2 separate regions of the Homo sapiens genome follow, and region 2 is linked to region 1. The links are chromatin contacts, found by Hi-C or POLR2A ChIA-PET in ENCODE. All regions are on one chromosome and are shown on one strand. Each heading gives the region's core, a stretch centred on a gene start or an enhancer-like site at or near the end of the contact. The rest is flanking DNA. Distances are from core to core; before and after follow the strand shown.

What was found. Hi-C counts contacts between places; a loop is a spot of excess contacts on that map. ChIA-PET counts read pairs that join two places held with the same protein, here RNA polymerase II (POLR2A). Pooled maps may share reads with other maps.
Region 2: a pooled map shows a loop between it and region 1 (1.8-fold over the local background). The contact joins the promoter of BCAR1 here to the promoter of CHST6 in region 1. A Hi-C loop is called at or near these places in 1 of 50 pooled maps. POLR2A ChIA-PET finds 5 or more read pairs at or near these places in 2 of 52 experiments (WTC11 and activated CD4-positive, alpha-beta T cell).

What each region holds. Positions count from the first base shown.
Region 1 is chr16:75,493,785-75,500,613 of GRCh38, forward strand. CHST6 (carbohydrate sulfotransferase 6) reads right to left here and starts at 1,657. Exons shown (of 3, transcript NM_021615.5): 1 at 1,156-1,657. It also overlaps the pseudogene TMEM231P1. RefSeq lists an enhancer at 1,051-1,230 and a silencer at 1,531-1,860.
Region 2 is chr16:75,249,480-75,256,640 of GRCh38, forward strand. BCAR1 (BCAR1 scaffold protein, Cas family member) reads right to left here and starts at 2,145. Exons shown (of 7, transcript NM_014567.5): 1 at 1,992-2,145. The coding sequence starts at 2,003. LOC105371344 (a long non-coding RNA gene) reads left to right here and starts at 6,319. Exons shown (of 3, transcript XR_933740.3): 1 at 6,319-6,754. RefSeq lists silencers at 2,028-2,187, 2,248-2,357, 6,672-6,966 and enhancers at 2,357-2,897, 3,438-3,978, 3,979-4,518, 4,519-5,059, 5,599-6,139 and 3 more.

The sequences.
Region 1 (6,829 bases), core at 407-2,906:
ACAGACAGGGTCCCCACAAGGGCAAACAAAACAGAAGACGCTGGAAAGTCATGGCTAGAGGCCTGGCTTGTGTTTTTTCTGAGATGGAGTCTCGCTGTTGTCCAGACTGGAGTGAAGTACCGCAATCTCAGCTCACTGCAACCTCCGCCTCCTGGGTTCAAGTGATTCTTCTGCCTCAGCCTCCCAAGTAGCTGGGATTACAGGCACTCACCACCATGCCCAGCTTATTTTTGTATTTTTAGTAGAGATGGGGTTTCACCATGTTGGCCAGGCTGGTCTTGAACTCCTGACCTCAGGTGATCCACCTGCCTCGGCCTCCCAAAGTGCTGGGATTACAGGCGTGAACCACTGCGACTGGCCTTAGAAGCTTGGCTTCTGAAGCCGGATTGGGTTCAAATCCTGTCTCTACTACCAGTGAGGGGTGTGACTTAGAGCAAGTCACTCTCTGGCTCTCTATACTCCAGTTGACTCTGTTTGTAGAACAAAGCCAGAAAAGTTCCGGCCTCTCAGGCTGGAGAGGAGCCCAGCCCCAGCTCCCGGAGCAGCATAGCACCCTCAGAGGCCCTGGTACTTGGCCTACTCGCTTGTGGGTTTAAGTCAGCCAACTCCTTTCTGCTCTTCAGGCCTCAGTTTTCCCATCCTCAAAAATGGGAAACTTGACTGCCTTGCCTCTGTGAAAAAGGGAGGAGAAAGGAAAGTCAACATTTGCTAGGCACCTGTCCTGAGGCCCAGAGGGCCTGTCCTGAAGCCCAAGATGAAGCCGTCAGAAGCAGTGACGCAGGACTCCAATTCCCCTGGGTCTGGTTCCAAATCAACCCGCCAAGCTACCGTCTCTCAATAATTCTATGGAAAAAGCCCTTGGAGAGCTTTTGAAAGTCATGTCCTTTGAAACTCAAGTATCGAGACAAAAGGGGTTCTCCCCTCGCAGTGAGGATTCTCCTGCGCAGCCGAAGCCCCAGCAAGACACTTCCAAACCGGCGCCAACAGCGGCGATGCCCTTTCCACGTTGCTGATGGAAAAGCCACTCCCAGCTCTTCCCGCCACCCCAGGTCCCCGGTGCAGGACAGAGGAGCGTCCCCAGCTGTGCCACCAGCCCGGCCCCCAGCCGACCCGAGTGTGGGGACATCCCCCGCGGAGAATGAAGAACCAACGTACCCCAAAGCTTGGCGGCTCTGCCCGAGCTGCAGCGGCACGGTGGGGGACGCCTCTCTCCCTGGACTCAGCAAAGGCTCCCAAACGTCGTCTCTTCCAAATTCCACCGCACAGCCAGCTCTTTCTCTTCACTGGGAGGGTCCGCAGGGGCTGACTTGCTCCTTAAGGTCCCAAGACTATTAAGCGACACCCGGTGAGGCCGGGAAAGGGGCTCTAAGAGGCATGGACGAGAGTTGGCGGTGACCAAGCCACTGGAAGCTCCTGGAGACTCGAGGTAGAACGAATGTGGGAACAGGGCAGGAGTCCCAGAATGGGATGTTGAGGCTGGGGGTGTCCTGGGGCTACCACAGGGAAGGACCCGGCGCAGAGCTCCCTCTGGAACCCGGCACTGCGGCCCGCGCCCTCTACTCCCCGCGCGCCGGCCGGCAACCCTCGGCGCTGCCCGGTGCAGCCCGCCCGAGCGCACACAATGAGGCGCTTTCAGACGTGGCTGCGGTCCCGAGGTGGCCAGCGGGAGCTAGCGCCGTGGGGGAAGGAAGGAGCCGGTTGGCCCACCCCCGACCGAGGGGCCACGCCTCGGGGGAGGGGCGCCGGCCGAGGGCGGGGCAGGAGGGCCCAGGTGGGCTGGGGCTCTGAGAGGCTCAACTTTTAGCCCAGAATGTCAAAGGGCGCTGGCAGAGTCACCTCTCATCTGACTACAGAGGAACGTTGTACCCCACCCCACCCCAAATCCCCAGAGAAGGGGGGCTCCTGGGAGGACAAAGGCCCTAGTGAAGGAAGTCGAATCTTAATCTTGACCCTCCTCACTCTCGGGGGCATCCTTGCGGCGAGGTGACTTGGAATCCAAACCCTTCCCAAGGCCACGGCACCTGGATGACACATGGACCCGGTGCAGTGTCCCAACTGGGAAGAGCGGAGAGACCAGGTGGCCTTAGGAGCTGGGTCCGCAGCTTTTCCCCTCCTCCTGCGCATTCCCTGCCCTAGCCTAGGCCCAGAGGCGCAGGTTCATAGCAGGTCCAGATAAAGACATGATACGTTTCAATAAATAAGATATTTCCGGCCAGGGCTGGGCGCGGTGGCTCACGCCTGTAATCCCAGCACTTTGGGAGGCCGAGGCGGGCGGATCACGAGGTCAGGAGATCGAAATCATCCTGGCTAACACAGTGAAACCCCGTCTCTACTAAAAATACAAAAAAATTAGCCAGGCCTGGTGGCGGGCACCTGTAGTCCCAGCTACTCGGGAGGCTGAGGCAGGAGAATGGCGTGAACCCGGGAGGCGGAGCTTGCAGTGAGCCGAGATCGCACCACTGCACTCCAGCCTGGGCGACAAAGCGAGACTCCCTCGCAAAAAAAAAAAAAAAAAATCCGGCCAGGCGCGGTGTCTCACGCCTGTAATCCCAGCACTTTGGGGGGCCGTAGTGGGTGGATCACGAGGTCAGGAGTTCGAGACCAGCCTGGCCAACAGGGTGAAACCCCGTCTCTACTAAAAATACAAAAATTAGCCGGGCGTGGTGGCAGGCACCTGTAATCCTAGCTACTCAGGAGGCTAAGGCAGGAGAACTGCTTGAGCCCAGGAAGCGGAGGTTGCAGTGAGCTGAGATTGCACCACTGCACTCCAGCCTGGGCGACAGAGCGAAACTGTTTCAAAAAAAAAAAAAAAAAAAATCCCCTTTACAAATAACAGGGCAGAGCCCAGGCACCTGAAAAGGATGAAGCATTTCTAGGTCTTGTCAAATTAGTGATGGGATCTTAATCAAGAACTCCCTGCTGCTGGGAGAAGAAATAAGCAGTCCTTCCTGGTTGTGGTTTGGCAAGATGAATTAAGATTCTTGACAATGGTCGTAAGCTTTTCGGATTGGTAATTCCTTTCTAGGAGCTATCTTAAGGAAATAAACCAGAAACAAGGATTTATGTACAGGGTTCATATAAGTGTTGTTCATGATTTTGATACTGATTTTTTTTTCAGATGGAGTCTCACTTTTGTAGCCCAGGCTGGAGTGCAATGGCAGGATCTAGGCTCACTGCAACCTCCGCCTCTCGAGTTCAAGTGATTCTCTTGCCTCAGCCTCCTGAATAGCTGGGATTACAGGTGCCCACCACCACGCCAGGCTAATTTTTGTACTTTTAGTAGAGACAGGGTTTCACCATGTTGTCCAGGCTGGTCTCGAACTCCTGAGCTCAGATGTGATCTGCCCGCCTCTGTCTCCCAAAGTGCTCGGATTACAGGCATGAGCCACCGTGCCCGGCCTGTTCATGATTTTTAAAAAGTTAGAAATAGTGTATGGGATAGAAAGATGTGTGCCAGAAGGCCAACCATAACTCTGGGTAGGGGATTGGCCGGCAATCATTATTTTCCTTAGGATCATGTAATTTACATTTCCTTAATCAGTATTTAGAAGTTATCTGGCCAGAAAGCTCCAAAACCTCTTTACAAAGCATGAATAAGGAGAGGGGGCAAGGATGTGGAGGATAAGGTAAGAGGGACGCAAAGAGAGAGAATTGCTTTAATAAGCTTCAAGATGGGCACTCAGTGGGGCATTAGACACCTCACCTGCTTTGGCAGAAACTGGACTAATCATTTGGAAGAATTAGAGATTTCTCTCCCACAAAACAAATTCAATAATTATCTCAAATATGACTTATCTATGGCTTCAGCTCAGTTGATAAAATCCTGTGTATTTCTTACCTTTCTTCCTCCTGCAACTATGCTGTGTGGTTCAGTTTCAGAAACTACCAATAAATGATCCGTAAATAATTTGATATTCACCAGACACAGTTGTAATTTTCCAACCCGCAGCTCCCATATGCCATGTGGATTCCACTAAAAACTAATATACTTGGGGTTGGACCAGGAAACTTTTGCCAAAGAGCTAACAAAAGCTCCAAGGTCTTTGGGCAGAGCCGTGGCAAAGCAAGGCTACTGGTGAGTAACTCGGAGAAGTGTGCTCAACTTCAGCCCTCCCTATTCTTCCTCCCTCCAAAGCCTTGCTTCAAAAATAGCTAATACAACCTTCCATGTTGAACATTTTAATTAGAAAGCTACAGAACATAATGGATTCTTTATACAAGTTTTGCATTCAAATAATTTAATAAAATGCAAACCAAAGTTTATACGTATCTTTAGCCATCTTCCCATGTTTCATTAAATTCTGGGGATTTAAACCACAAGCAATTTTTCATTTCAGTCTCAAGAGACGGGGCACACTGGCCCATGCCTATATTCCTGGCACTTTGTGGGGCTGAGACAGGAGGATTTCCTGAGGTTGGGAGTTCAAGACCAGCCTGGGCAACATAGTGAAAACCCCATCTATAAAAATAAATAAATCTCAAGAAAAAAATTTAGGCATCTAAAATAGCCAGAATATTAAAAAAAGACAAGGGGGACAGTGTTAGAGAATTCCTCTGCTTGAATACTTCAAAATAGCTTTGTTTCCAAAACTGTTTTTAGTCAGCCTAAAGGAAACGGATGCTGGAGATGAAAAATGATCTCCAAGGTAAACTGAGGCACACACTGAGGGGTGTGTTTCTGGGTGGGCATGAAGCATGGATCACCGGAGCCATGTCCTTCCAGGGGCAACGACCTGCTTGGGATCAGGAAGCAGCTCCATGTGTTCTTGGAGGAGACTGCACGCATCCTCAGGAGGTGAATCGGCTGAACAAGCCATCTTCCGTGTGCAGAGGCCCCTTCCAGCCATCTCTGCTCCTGCAGACACTTGCTTAGCCACGAGGATAATCCACTGGACTGCTTGGTATTCTGCTAGTGGCCAGGCTGGACTGGCCTGCCCAGGCCAGCATCCTCTTTACACCCTCACTGCTTCTTGTGTCCTTCCCAAAGCTGCCCGCCCCACTCTGATGGGCACCCTTTTCCTTAGTCAAGGGAAACGCCAGCCGCTGGGCTTCCCGCTAGCCTTCCAAATAAACTTGTGGTTGTCAGGCAGCGGGAGCCAATCCCAACACCAACCCCTGTCGCCCCTGTCCTTTGCAGGAAGGGGGAGGGCTGTCAAGGAGGAGGAGGGCCAAGTGCCCAGGCTGTTGGGTGAGGGCCAGAAAGAACCTGTTGTGACAATGCTTTCTTCCCCCAGTGCTGCTGAGGGGGCTGAGAATGAAACAGCCCCTCTGACTTCAGCCTGCCATCCAGGGGCACAGACAGAGGGAAAAACCGGGCAAAGAGCCAGCCACAGTCGGGCAGGGATCCAGGGCTGCTCAGCTGAGCTGATGACAGATGACTGACTGTTGGGCTGGGGCAGGTGGACGGTCCAAGTGTCCTTCAGCGGCCCTCCCTGATTGCCTGTGCTAATGCGGCCCTTGCCCTTGGGCCCTGCCCCTCCAGGTCTCCAGTTAAAGGCCTCAGCTCTGGAAATCAAAGCTGTGAATGGGAAATGGAGAAGCCCAGGGGTGCAAAGTGCTAGTGATTGGCATGTTTGTCACAAGAGAGCCCTGAAAAGAGTAAGAGTGGCTCACAACAGAAGGAAGAAATGCACAGTGTGTTCCTCAGTTCAACAGAGGAAAAGTCTCTGCTTGACCAGAGATGGGACTCTTTCCAAGATGTCTGAACTGACTGCAATTTTCTCCTGAAATTCAACGCTAAGGCAAAGAAGAAAAACCCAAAAAGCTAATTATAGCCTCCAGGAACTCTCAGACCTTTCCACAAACTAGTCCCTGACAATTCTGCAGGAGCTCTGAAGATACGGAACTGTGTAGAGCAAAACTGGAAAGAACCGTTGTCTCTGAGGGAAAAGCACACAAGCCCGCAGGTGTCCGCTGGGCTCTTTCAAAAGGTCCTAAGACGTTCCCAGAAGATGACAATGAGGCAGCCATGGTCCTGCTGAGTCTTCAGAAACGGCCTTTCTAGGATAAGTGCTCCTTACACACTTCTCCCTGGGGCATCACTGTCACAGGGATGGTGGTCACCACCTGATTCTGAAACACGAAGATCTTGATTCTTTCAAACACCCAGAGGAAGATAAGCAGGATGCTGACATACTGCACCCAGGCGAACTTTACCATCGCCCAGAATCCTGGCTGATAAGGACAGACAGTTAAAGAGTTGGGGACCACATGGTATAAGTCAAAGTAAACTAAGGTTTAGGCCAGACAGGATATGGCAAGAATATTTCAAATACTCTTAAGATGAAAGGAATAATAAAAGATTATTAAAAAATAAATATGGATGATTCTGACTTAGAAGAATGGCTCAGAAAGAAATACGAACAGGAAATGATCTTCCCCCCTGTATAAAGAGCAGACATAGTCATTTATGTGGAGATACAGTGCTGTAGCAATTTCCAATCAAAGGCTCCCACATGTGTTTCTGCTGGGGACAACTTTGGAATCTTTCCTTTTTGGAAGTTGAGTTACCACTGCCTCTGTAACAGAAAGGATATGATATGGTTTCCACAGGGTACTGGATGACAACATTAATCACAAATGGAGTTTCATGGCTCTGCCTACCAGCCAGATGAAGTTGGGGTCATTCAGGATGGTGGCAACTGCAATACAATCATTAACCATTAATCCATGATGGGGCAGCCTATTGGCAAAATATATTAGGGCTATAAAAATATTATTATTGTTTTTGGGATGGAGTTTCGCTCTTGTTGCCCAGGCTGGAGTGCAATGGAGTGATCTTGGCTCACTGCAACCTCTGCCTCCCGGGTTCAAGCAATTGTCCTGCCTC
Region 2 (7,161 bases), core at 895-3,394, 240 kb before region 1:
TTATCTGGGGGCCAAGGAAGAGGCTTGCCCAGTGTCTTTGCTGGAGAAACTTCCCTATCACCCAATCCCACTCCCCACACTTCACCTCTGACTCCAAAACTGCCTCCTCTTAGAAGCCCCCCTGGAGCGCACCTCCCCTGCTGGTTGGTTCTAGCTGACCAGTTGGTTTAGCCGGCTGTGGGCTCCTGGGGGCAAGGGAAGGAGTTGTCCAGGCTCAGAAGAAAAGGGTGGTAGGACCTCCTAAAGGGACAGCAGATGCCAGGAGAGGGCCGCAAAGGCACAGCGTTGGAACCAGAGGGTTCCTACCAAGTTGACAACTCCAAAAGAGCATGGTGGTCCCCCAAGGACCAGAGCTCCCCCAATCCCAGACTGGGAATTCGGAGGCCACATGTGGTGCTGCACTGGGGGGCCATGCCAGAAGACGAGGTTCTGGATCCAATTCTGAGGACAACTGACTGTCTCTCTGTACCTCAGTGTCCCCATCTGCACCATCCGTATAATGGGAAAGGGGTTTGAGGAGCTGTCTCAGGGCCCCTCCTGTACAGACAGGAGGCCCTAGTGGCACTGTCCTTATTTCCATCCCTCGCCTAGACCTGGGGCCATGGTACCAGTACACAGTGCTCACCCTCCTGCTCAGACAAACAGTAACGGCCAGAAGCTCCAAGCCTCCTGCCCCAGCCCAAGGTGACTTTCCTGGCAGAACCTGGGACTGCCCTGCCCTGCCCTGCCTCCACCCAGCTCCCGGGCAAGCAGTGCCAGGAGGAAGTGTCAGCAGCTCCTCCCCAAAGCTCTTTTCCCCACAGCCCCGCCACCCCCGTACCTGGGCCCCGATTCTCCAGGCACCCCGACACCTGCTCTCACAGGCCGGCCAGCCCCCACCACCCAACTCTCCACCGAGGGAAAGGAATGGGCACAAGAGGGGGCGTGTCCCGGCCCAGGGCGATGGGAAACATCTCACTAGCAAAGAAGAGATCAACCCATGGTCATTCTGAGAAGGTGACCAAAGCTGCGGCGGGCCCCGGGAGGGGTGTGGGAAAGGAAACCAGGGACTCTCAGGAGGGAACGGGAGCCTTGTGGTAGAAAAGGAGCTGCTGTCCCCGATCTGGAACTCGAAACCCCAACATCTTCCAGGCCGTAAGCCCCTCACCCCGCACCCCTAGGCAAATCTCCGCTTTCCCAACTCCCTCACCTCGGTCCAGCGATCAGCCTCTCGGACCCTCGAGAGGGAGCTCCGACCCTGCTCTAGCTCTTGCGGGTCCCCCAACCATGGACTCCAAAGCCTTCATGTCCACACTGCAGAACCCGGCCCTGGCCCCCTCCCGCGACACTCGCGTGCGGCTAGGACTCCTGTGGCCAGGACCCGGCTTCCACCGGCGCTCGGCGTGCGGGGCTGCAAAGCCCGCGGCGCGCCCGCCCCCACTCCCGCTCCGCTCCCGGAACCCCGCGCCGGCGGCCGGAGTGAATCATTAACTGGAGCCGGGTGCTCCGGCTGCGCAGCCTTCCCCGCTGGCGCCACGCACTTGCCCGCCCGGCCTCGGTCCCCCGGAGCTCCTCCCTCTCCGGGAGCCGGTGGGCAGTCCCCACGCCACACCAGCCGGACCACCCGCCAGAGGCTCAACGGCCCCTCCTCGCAGCCGAGGAAACTGAGGCTCGGAGGCAGGGCGCAGAGGCCCAAGGTGACACAGCAGGCGGCCGTCGGCCGGGGAGCGCGGGCCCCGCCAGCCACTTTCCCGACACAGGAACCCTCCTACCGGCTGGCGGCCCCCGCGCCCGGCCCCGCCAACGCACCCGAGGCGCACAGGCTCCGGAGCCCCCGCGGTTCCTGCCTCCCGGCTTCCCGGCCAGGGCAGAAGGAGATCCCAGGGCCGCGGACCCCGGCCGGCGGTTCCCAGGCCCCGCAGGTCCGGCAGGAAATGCCGCTCGCTTAACCCCTTCCAGCCCGCTGCCGCCTCCAAGCCCGTACGCGGCCCGGCCCCACCTGGCGCCCTCACCAGGTGGTTCATGGTGTCCGGCGGGCCTGGGGCCCCGGCTCTCGCGGGGGCGCACACCGAGCTGCCCGGGCCGCGTGCCCTCGGGGCTCCGAGCGCGCCGCAGCCGCCCCGGTGCCGCCGCGCAGCTGCCGCCTCGGCCACCCAGAGCCGGTCCAGCCGCTCTCCGCCTGCCGCCACGGCCCAGCCGGCCCAGCCCGATCCCAGCATGCCCGGCCGCGCGCGCCCATTGGCCGCCGCCGCTCTCCATGCAAATAAGCCGCCTGTCGGGGGCGCGGGCGCGCAGACAGAAGCCCGCCCAGTAGGGGCCGCCCCCCGCCCCGCCCCCCACCTCCAACCCCGAGGCTCCAGGCCCCTGCCCGAGGCCAGGCTTCCAGCCTAGGGCGCAGGACACCGCTCTCCAACAAATGCACGTCCCCGCCTTCCACCCAGGCGAGAACGCACCGAAGGCCTACGCAAACTCCTCCACTTCTGGGAAGGCTGCCCGGTTTGCCTTCTTCCTCCAGAGCCGAGACATGGCCTCAAGTCGACTTGTCTTTCCCGCTAACCAACCCCAGGGCATTCATCGCGTGTCCATGGGCCGTGGGACTCAAATCTGAATCTAGAGGGAAAGGGGAGGGGGCGTGCCCCAGCCTGTAGGAGACGAATCATCACCACCACAGCTCCGACTGTAGACGGTCCCACCGTGTAAGGACCCCAGGAAATGAAGCCTCAAGCAGGGAGGCTGGCGAGCTCTCGACCCAGCGCTTTTCACGGGCAGCACCTACCTTCCCCTGCATTGTGCCGACATCTGGGGACTCGGGCTGGTCCTCCAGCTGATCTGCCTCCTCTCATTACTCATTCCTAGGTTCAGCCTAAAACCTGGGCCTAGTACCCTCCTGAGTCCTGCTCCAACTCATCTGCTTCAGCGACATGGGGTAGGAGAGCGGCACTGGGGGAATGAGGGAGATAGAAGGAAGAATCACTCGGGGGAAACCGAGTGGAGACAACCTTGGCTCTCCTGAGTTGCCCCTTGCTCGGTTGCAGGTCAGTGACTGTCACCCCATGCAGCAGAACCAGGGTGCCAGAGCCCCTGGGCCAGGCCAGGGAGGCACAATCTGCAGGGAGATGATAGGACCGAGCCTGGTCCAGACCAGACAGGACCCTCAGTCAACAATCCTGGGCCACTGGCTGAGCAATGGGATGCCACGAGGCAGCCCTGGTGGCAGGGAAGCAGCGGGGTAGACCCGGCTTCACGCAGCAGAGAATTCTCAAGCATGGCCTATGGAAGACACAAGCCCAGGTGGGCCTGCAGCTGCCCCTCTGTCTGACCCCCAGGGCTCAGCCTACGCAGCGCCTGGCCAGATGTGCCACCTTGGCAGGCCCTCTCCCCTCTCTGGGCTCCTTTCTCATCTGAAAAGGGGCTAGGACAGCCCATGATTTGCTGCTCAGGTGCTCTGGGGAGCTAGTTAAAAAACAGACTCCTGTGTCCCACCCCTCCCAAAAAACTGGACGTCTGCATTTCTTCAATATTTGGCTTGGGAAGCATTGGCCAGAACTCACAGCACAGCGGGTGAGGAAGGAGCAGTGGGATGAGACAGAGCATGACCCAGAGTCCTCAGGAGGAACAGAACAGCTAGCCAACACCCTGTGCCTCCCCGACACAGCCCGCCTCGCCTCAGAAGAGGAGCCAGCCTTCAGGGAAGCTGCCTGGAGCATCTCCTCCTGCTTGTTCCCAAGAGCTGTGCCGGGCCCCTCCTGCACCCTGACCCTGTCCAGCCACCCACTCCTCAGCCTGGCTGGCACACCAGCTTCCCAGAGAGCAGGTCTGAACCAGCGGGACCCTCAGGAGCCTGAGGTCATCCCTGGGCCTCCACTTCTGTGGGGAGGGGAGACCAGGCCTCATGGGCAGGCAGTGCCCTGCTGGCAGGGCCCCAGGCAGCAGTCTCTGCAGGGACGGGCAAGGACACAAAAGGCCTGGCCCTCAAGGGAGCTGGCCCCTGCTCCATCCTAGTTGGCCAAGGAGGGCGGTGCAGAGAGGAGGTGGATGGCTGGAACCTTGGGGGATGAGACCCTCCTCCCCCAGTAGCTGCATTAGAACAGCACTGGGGGTGGGGCTGCTGGTGTGAGCAGGAGGCAGCAAGGGAAACAGGCTCCGACACAGGCATTTCAAAAATTTGCTCCTTTTCCACTTAAATTCCCTCCCCCAAAAGCCTGTGCCTCCCAGAATGGCATTTCCGCTTTGGAAACAAGGCCCCAGAAGTTAAGCCCCACAGTGTTGATGGGGATGTAGCTGGGGGGTGGGGGAGGAGCACCCACTGGCCAGGCTCTGGCCGGGGTATATGGGGGCAGAACCTCACCCCACCCCCAGTCCAGCCTCCCGGACCTCCGCTGTCAAGGACAGGGATGCAGCCCCACATACCCAGCACAGCCTCTGCGCCCAGCCAGTGCCAGGGGCCCTATGCCCATGCATTTATTTTGTGCACACAGCAATCCTGCAAAACAGGCTCACCGTTAGCCCCAATTTTTTTTTTTTTTGAGATGGGGTTTCACCATATTGGTCAGGCTGGTCTCGAACTCCTGACCTCAAGTGATTCACCCACCTCAGCCTCCCAAAGTGCTGGGATTATAGGCGTGAGCCACTGCACCCAGCCTAGCCCCATTTTTCACATGAAGAGACCGAGACCCAGTTTACCAACCACTGCCCCATCCCACACATTTCGGGGCACAGAAGGGACAGGGCCAGGGAAGAAATGGGGCTGCTAGACCTCAGCCCACCCTGCAGCAGGAAGGGAATCTAGGGACAGGGACAGCAGCACTCCAGGCTCAGAAAGCCAAACACCCCTGTCACACTCAGACTGCAAAAGGACAGGCAACTGAGACCTAAGCACCTTCCTCCCCAGTAAAACTGAGCTCAGCACTGGGGCCAGCACCACCCCCACCCCACTAAGTTTAGCCCCATTGGTGAGAAGGGGTGCAGTAAACATTTGTTGACTGGGTGGGACCTCAGAGGTGGCCCTCATGGGATAGGCTGGCCTGGGTGAAGAAATCTGAGGCTGCCCCAGTCTGGAGGATGGGGGTGGTTAAGTCACGCCTAAGTGCAGAGGCACACACTTGCATACACACAGCACACACGCATGCGTATACACACAGTGGGACTGGCAGCAAGGAGAGACGCCCTGAATAAGGAGGAGCTGGGAGAGGTTGTTGCCAGACCAAGGGAGACAGCTGCAGATATGTGGCCGGGGCACCAGCACAGGGCCCTCCCAGACAGTTGTGTCATCCCAGGAGTGGCCTGGCACCTCCAGCCAGGTTGAAGATGAGCTCACAGGCTGGAAGGGATGTCTCCAACCCCTCAGGGCCTGGAATAGCTGTTTGTACAGAAAACAGGTGGACCCAGCACACCAGGACACTAAGTGTCTGGAGTGGAGGGGGTTATACTGGACCCAAGTGGAAAGATAAGCCTGGGATAGGGTTCCTGCTCTTTGGGCTTTCTGAGATCTGCCTTCAGGACAGACCCACTGCACAGAACTTTTCTTGCTCAATGCTCACCAATGTCCACTGCAGCATTTATGACAGCAAAGCATGGAGCAAAACAGGCTCACCTATCAATGCTAATTCTAGGGGACCGGTGAGACAAACCACAGCGCCTCAGTAGAATAGCTTGCAGCTATTAGATGGCCTCTTCCAAAGACTGAAATAATGCAAGAAAATGCTTACAACAAACTAAAGTGAAAAGAGCAGGCTAAAACCAGTTTGCACAGTGTAAAGGCACACAGCCCCCTCCCCTCCTGAAGCCTCGGCCTCCCAGCAGCAGGGAGGGTGGACTCGGTTGATGGCCAGCTCTGGGAGCGGCAGCAGGAGAGGATTTCCTGAGGCCGGAGGTGAGCACTGCCAGCCCCAGGAACAGGAAGAAACGGTATCTCTGGAGGGCCAATGAGAGCTGACACCATCCCCCTAGGCTGGACACTCACAGTGGCAAGCTCAAAACCAAGGCAAGGCTGGGCAAGGTGGCTCACGCCTGTAATCTCAGCACTTTAGGAGGTCGAGACTAGCCTGTCCAACATGGCGAAACTCCGTCTCTACTAAAAATACAAAAATTAGCTGGCCGTGGTGGCGGGCACCTGTAATCCCAGCTACTCAGGAGGCTGAGGCAGGATAATTGCTTGAACCAGGAGGTGAAGCAGTGAGCTGAGATCACGCCACTGTACTCCAGCCTGGGCGATAGAGCAAGGCTCCATCTCAAAAAAAAAAACAAAAAACAGCTGGGCACAGTGGCTCACGCCTGTAATCCCAGCACTTTGGGAGGCCAAGGCGGGCAGATCATCTGAGGTCAAGAGTTCAAGACCAGCCTGACCAACATGGTGAAACCCCGTCTCTACTAAAAATACAAAATTAGCCGGGCGTGGTGGCACATGCCTGTAATCCCAGCTACTCAGGAGGCTGAGGCTGGAGAATCACTTGAACCCGGGAGGCGGAGGTTGCAGTGAGCCAAGATGGTGCCATTGCACTCCAGCCTGGGCGAGAGAGCGAAACTACGTCTCAAAAAAACAAAAACAAAACCCAGGCGAGGGCACGGAACCTTTGTGGATAGCACGGAGGTGAACCTACTGTCACACACAGAACGGACAGCCCACACCCCAACACCAGTCATTCCTCACTGCTGCCCTGGGACCAGGACGGAACGACGGCTACCTGGAGGCAGAGAGAGGGGCAATGCCCCACGCAGCTCCCATGGCCAGCAGAGCTCGCACCTTCCACCTCATAACCCAGGCGTGTGCCTACTGGTAAGCACCCCAGGTGACCCCAGACCGCAGAGCATGCACTCAGGACTCAAGCTGGAGCTGTTACCATAAAGGGCTTCCCATCCTCCACTGCGGGGCAGTGTTTGTCATTACCAGTAGTGGCTCTGACTGTGGGAAGGTGGGCGGGCCCTATAGCCTGAAGCCAAATCCCTCCAGTGGTCATCCCCTTTGGCATGCCCAAGGCCAGTCCCCAGAGACCCGGGGGCAGGGGCAGTATCCAAGGTGTGTGGGCAGAGCTGCCAGGTAAGGGACACAGCACGGATGGGGGGGGGTGGGGCCTCCCTGCACTCCAAGTCCTGGCCTGCATCCCACTAAATCCAGCCCTACGCCTCCACTTCAGGCCTGTCAGAAACAGGACTGGAAGAGGCAGCACAACTTTCCAAATTATC